Linked DNA regions of Mus musculus: region 1 is linked to region 2. The links are chromatin loops, found by intact Hi-C in ENCODE. Cell type or tissue: left cerebral cortex. All regions are shown on one strand. Each heading gives the region's core, and the rest is flanking DNA. Links, peaks and the distances in the headings are about the cores only.

Region 1 (2,812 bases), core at 147-2,646, 450 kb before region 2:
AGAAACCCTGTCTCGAAACAAACAAACAAAAAGCTAGGGTTATAAGAGAATCCCTGTCTTAAAACAAAACAAAACAGGGGCTGGAGAGATGGCTCAATGGTTAAGAGCATCGACTATTCTTCTTCCAGAGGTCCTGAGTTCAAATCCCAGCAACCACATGATGGCTCACAACCATCTGTAATGAGATCTGATGCCCTCTTCTGGTGTGTCTGGAGACAGCTACAGTGTACTCATATACATAAAACAAATAAATAAACATTAAAACAAAACAAAACAAAAAATACTGACAAAAGTATAGTTCCTACTTCACTGGTGTTCACAGTCTGGGAGCAAGAGATAAGAGTGGGGCTGGGGCGTATCCAGCGTTGGAGTACTCCTCTAGCAAGCAAGAAGCCCTGGATTTGCTCTTCAGACTGAAAAACAATTAGTTCCAAGCTAGGTGTAGGGGTCTGTGATGCAAATGCACCTGGAGAAGGGGAGAGAACTTTTGTTGAAGAGGCTGACCTGTTAGCAAGTCTTTGGAGGCATCATTGGATTGCTAATTGATAAAGGAGGACACACCCCACTGTGGGCGTTACTATCCCTAGGCAGATGGGCCTGGGCTGTAGGAAAATCTAGTGGAACAAGCCAAAGAGTACAGTAAGCCGCATCTACTCTCTGCTTCAGTCCATAATGAGGGACTGTGACATGGAAGGGCAAACCCGCTAAGTCCTTTGCTTTCCCAAGTTCCTGTGTTTGTCACAGATAATCTGAGTTCTGAAGAGGGTGAGGGGAGAGACTGAATCCTATCCCAGCCTTGCTATACAGTGAGACATTCTCTCAGAAAGTTACAAAACAAGATTCAATGTAAGAAAGAGGTGGGTATGAACCTCTTAAAAGTCAGTGCGGGGCATGGTGGTGCACACCTTTAATCCCAGCACTCAGGAGGCAGAGGCAGGTGAATTTCTGAGTTTGAAGCCAGCCTGATCTACAAAGTGAGTTCTAGGACAGCCAGGGCTACACAGAGAAACGCTGTCTCAAAAAACAAAAAACAAACAACAACAACAACAACAACAACAAAACAAAAATAAACACAAACACAAACAAACAAGTCAGTGAGTGTGTGTGGTATCTCATTCCTGGAATGCCTGCATTTGGGCCAGAGAGGCAGGGTCAGAGTTCAAGATCCATCCTTCAAAGCTATTCTGAGGCCATGCCTGTCATAAGAAAATAGGATAGAATCGAGAGTTAGGGGCTGGTGAGAAGGCTTGGTAGGTAAGAGCACTGACTGCTCTTCTGAAGGTCCTGAATTCAAATCCTAGCAACCACATGGTGGCTCACAACCACCCGTAATGAGATCTGACGCCCTTTTCTGGTGTGTCTGAAGACAGCTACAGTGTACTTATTTATAATAATAAATAAATCTTTTGGCTGGAGTGAGTGGGGCTGACCAGAGCAAGCAGAGGTCCTGAATTCAATTCCCAACAAACCCACATGAAGGCTCATAACCACCTGTACAGCTACAGTGTACTCATATACATAAAATAAATAAATAAATCTTTAAAAAAAAAGGAACGGAGAGTCAGAAAAATATAGATTCCTAGCTGGCATGGATGCATGCATACACCTGTGGTCCCAGTGGTCTGGAAACTAAGTCTGGAAGCTAAGGAAGTTTTGGTTTGCCTGCATGGACATGCACCACTTTTATGCAGTACCCATGGGGGCCAGTAGAGGGTGCTAGACTCTGCAGATTACAGGTGGTGGTGCATTTACATGCTGGTAACCTAAACTCCAATTCCCTGTGCCAACAAGCACTCTTCTCCAGACACAAGATGAACATGAGTCAGAGGTCAGTCTGGGCTCTGACACAGAACACATGCCTTTTCCCAGGTCACTATTCCACATCCGCTCTTCTGAGTACCTGTCTCTCTCTCTCTCTCTCTCTCTCTCTCTCTCTCTCTCTTTAAGATTTATTTATTTATTTATTTATTTATTTATTTTATATGAGTACACTGTTGCTGTCTTCAGACACACCAGAAGAGTGCATTGGACCCCACTACAAATGGTTGTGAGTCACCATGTGGTTGCTGGGAACTGGACTCAGGACCTCTTGAAGAGTCAGTGTTCTTAACCGCTGAGTCATCTCTCCAGCCCCCTAACCTTCCTTTTCATAACTCTTTACAAGGAGATAAATTCAACTTTTTAGATCATTTCCATTACAGAGTACTTGAGGCAGACACGTTCATCAGAGGGAGGAGCTTTTTTTAAATTGTAGATGGGAGTATACTGGAGGTGAGTGTCCTTGGCTTTGATGAGGTTTATTTCCTGGTTTCTGAAGCCTATCCAGACCTTCACTAGCATGCTGGTCAGCCTTCTGACTTTCAAGCACACATGATGGCCTGTATCTGGCTAGAGTCCAGCACATCTGCAGGTAATCCATTAATCTCTGTTCTCCACCCTGATCCCGAGGGGCCAATAGTGACATCATAGAATCACAGACATCTTCTCAAACAGATGCGGTCCGTCCAGCTCCAAATCTTTTACTTGTGATTCTTTGTTTGTTTGTTTTTTCAAGACAGGGTAGGCCTGGCAGTCCTGGAACTCACTCTGTAGATCAGGCTGGCCTCGAACTCAGAAATCCGCCCACCTCTGCCTTCCAAATGCTGGGATTAAAGGCGTGCGCCACCACTGCCCAGCTTTACTCGTGATTCTTATTTAAAAGTGTATTTTAATTTTTATTGTTTTTTTAAAGATTTATTTATTTATTATTAAAAGTGTATTTTAATTTTTATTGTTTTTTTAAAAGATTTATTTATTTATTATTTATTAACAG
Region 2 (2,812 bases), core at 237-2,736:
CACCATCGCCGCCACCGCCTCACACAAAGGCCCCGGCCCGCCGTGCCCGGCCCGACGAGGAGGCGGCGCCGCCGGCCGCGGCCAGACTCTCCATCCGCCGAGCCGCTCGCCGCGCCGGCCCGGGCCGCCCCCGCCGCCCGGCCCGCAGCGCCCCCCGCCGTCCCGGAGGAGGCAGCGCCCCCCGCCGCCCGGCCCGCAGCGCCCCCCGCCGTCCGGGAGGAGGCAGCGCCCCCCGACGGCCGGGCGGAGCCACGAGCCCACACCAGCCCGCTCGCTGTGGCGCCTGGGGAGTGAAAAGCAGGTCCAACCAACCCTGTCCCCCAACAGCCTCGCAAAAATCTGTGTGCTTGTTCAGTTAATTTATGACTCCCGCGAGCTTTCTGAGGGCAGGGATCTGTGGTTTTGCCAGAGCTCCACTTTTGAGTTCTGCTTGTCACCTTGCCTTGCACACATATAGGCGCCTTCTAAAAACCTGTGTGCGGGTGCAGGTATGTGACTGTGCGGATGGGGGTGAGGGGGGCGGGGTCTGACCAAGCCAGCTCAGTCAGTCAACCGGGTCTCAAGGGAGGGAGTGAGGATTGCAAAGAAGAAAAAAAAATTGACAAAACTATAACATGACTCCAGCCAGTGCTGAGGCTGAGGCTGAAGCAACTTTATTTTTTTAGCTTTTATATCATTCTAGGTACATCCAAAAAAAACAAAAAACATGGTTCTTAGACCAAAGACAAAGTAATCAAGAGAAGTAGTAAACAAAGAGATCACACACGGTAATGATTAAGCATAGTAGCAAACAAAGCCCCACAGTCACCGTTTCTCACGTTCTTATCTGAGCCTACTTCCTTGTCCGAGCCCAGTGACAATGCCAAATTCCTGGAAGCAGCACCAGACACTCTCACCAGGGGTAGATGATTAACGAATGGAGTATTTCAGGTTAGATCCCCAGGAAGCTCTTCTGATAGCCCAAAACGGACCCTCCTTCCTGGTAGATGGCCAGATGGAGTCACTCTGTTACCTGGACCGTGGCAACCCAGGTGTCTTCCTAAACGGGTCCGTCCCCTGTCTAGAATTCCATCACTGGCCTCCTCCCTTCTCCTGAATCTGCTCATCAAATGATCCTGCTCAAGACTAGCCATAAAACCAAAGCTCCCCTGCCTACGTCCTTACACAGCCTAGACAGCCCAGGCTGGCTCCTTCCCATCCTGCCTCGCCTGCCAGCCAGGCACAACTCCAGCCCAGGCCTGTGTCTCATGGCCAATTCCAGCCTATCTGTCCTCTCTCTTTCATATCTGCCATAAAAGCATTCCCTTTGTGGGCTGGGGAGCTGGTTCAGAGGTTAAGAACACTGGCTGCTCTTCCAGGGGTCCGAAGTTCAATTTTCAGCAACCACATAGTGGCTCACAACCATCGCTAATGAGATCTGGTGCCCTCTTCTGGCCTGCAAGCATAAGTGCAGGCACAATGCTGTATACATAATAAATGTATTAATAAGTAAATCTTTTAAAACAAACAAAATCCTCCCTTTTAGCCATACCAGGGAATGACTATGTTGTCCATCCACACGAAAGTATCAGAAGGTCAAGGTCACCCTCAGCTACATAGCAAGTTTGAAGGTAGCCTAGGCTACATAAAAGCCTGTCTCAAAAGTTTTTTTTCTGTGTTATTACCCACTCCTGGGTTCCTAAAACGTGAAAGGAATTGGACAGTGAAACGAGGGTGATGAGTGACAGGAGATGCCTCTCAGGTCCGACCTTTAATTTAGAGGAAGGCACACTCTGTGGCATAGCATTCAGATAGGGCCCAGCACATGAAGCTATGAAAATCAGAGAATATTCTGTCTTTGAAGTGCTTGTGTTGGGAATTTTCCTGTCTGGACTGGATGAGTTCAGTCTCTAGTTTTGACTTTACAGAGGCATGAACTGTCTCTCTGATGCAGCCACAGCTGCTGATAGGATCAAGCTTAGCACATACTGCCTGGTGGGATGTGCCAGGGGTGTGTGCCACCTATTCCTGCATGCTGGGTTCTTTCTCTTGTTCCCTTTTGGTGCCTTTTGACCTTGACTTTCTTACACCCAAACTCCTGGTCTCCTAGACACTGCTTCTGGCTCAGCACCATGACCCCCACCACTCCGTTTTCTGAAGCTGCCCATTAAACGTTTGTGTTTACGCCTCTATTTTATCATCGTGGTGGTCCGTGGTCAGGGGAGCTGCTTCCTGCAGTGGGCAGTGGTTACCTGCAGACTCAGACCTGGTAAGTGCAAAGAATAAGTAGTTAGTTACTAAGTGTTCGGTCCAGAGTGAAATGTTTGTAGTATCCCGGCCAGGGCTCAAGGAATCTGAGACCAAAACAGGAAAAATGTACCTTGCGGTTAAGAGTTCTGTGTGCACTTGAGATAGTCAAAAGGAAGTTCCTGTTTGTCCCACTTTAAGTCCTTGCAAAATAAAGTTTCTGTTTACCATTAAGAGTCAGTTCCTGTTTCTTAGGCCTGTGTAACTTGCGTGCAACCCCATGCACATGACACCCATCCTTTTTCCCTTCTGTTCTCACCATGTGTGTCAACCAATCCTCTTGGCCCTGTGAACACCTTATCTCTCCAATAGAAGAGCCTTCCAAAGGCCGGCAGGGACTGCTTACTCAAATCCCGACTTAGCCAACTGGTAGCCAGCTGGCCTGTCCTAGGTTCACCCAAAAATACAGCCTGCTTTAATTGGACAGTCATGGACTTGACCTTTTCTCCTCCTGAATGTCAGGGTTAACAAAATATGACAGAGGCGAGGAAGAACATATACAAGAGTCAGGGAAAGAGGGGACTGC

The links. Peaks named below come from ENCODE experiments on the same cell type or tissue, not always from the same donor. Only the 100,000 strongest peaks of a DNase experiment are listed, where the experiment ranks them.
Region 1: a loop joins it to region 2, with 2.5 times the contacts of the local background. A loop is called at or near these places in 2 of 42 quality-filtered maps.

What each region holds. Positions count from the first base shown.
Region 1 is chr10:128,185,074-128,187,885 of GRCm38, reverse strand. No RefSeq gene overlaps it. Among named protein-coding and RNA genes, the nearest start is that of Gls2, 8.2 kb to the left of the region's middle. In left cerebral cortex, for the core only: a CTCF peak has its summit at 1,705 (motif pointing right); a DNase peak (open chromatin) is centred at 1,710.
Region 2 is chr10:127,736,831-127,739,642 of GRCm38, reverse strand. It overlaps Zbtb39 (zinc finger and BTB domain containing 39), which reads right to left and starts at 113. Exons shown (of 2, transcript NM_198035.2): 1 at 1-113. In left cerebral cortex, for the core only: CTCF peaks have their summits at 243 and 1,441 (motif pointing left); no DNase peak of the experiment used is centred there; H3K4me3 peaks cover 329 bases.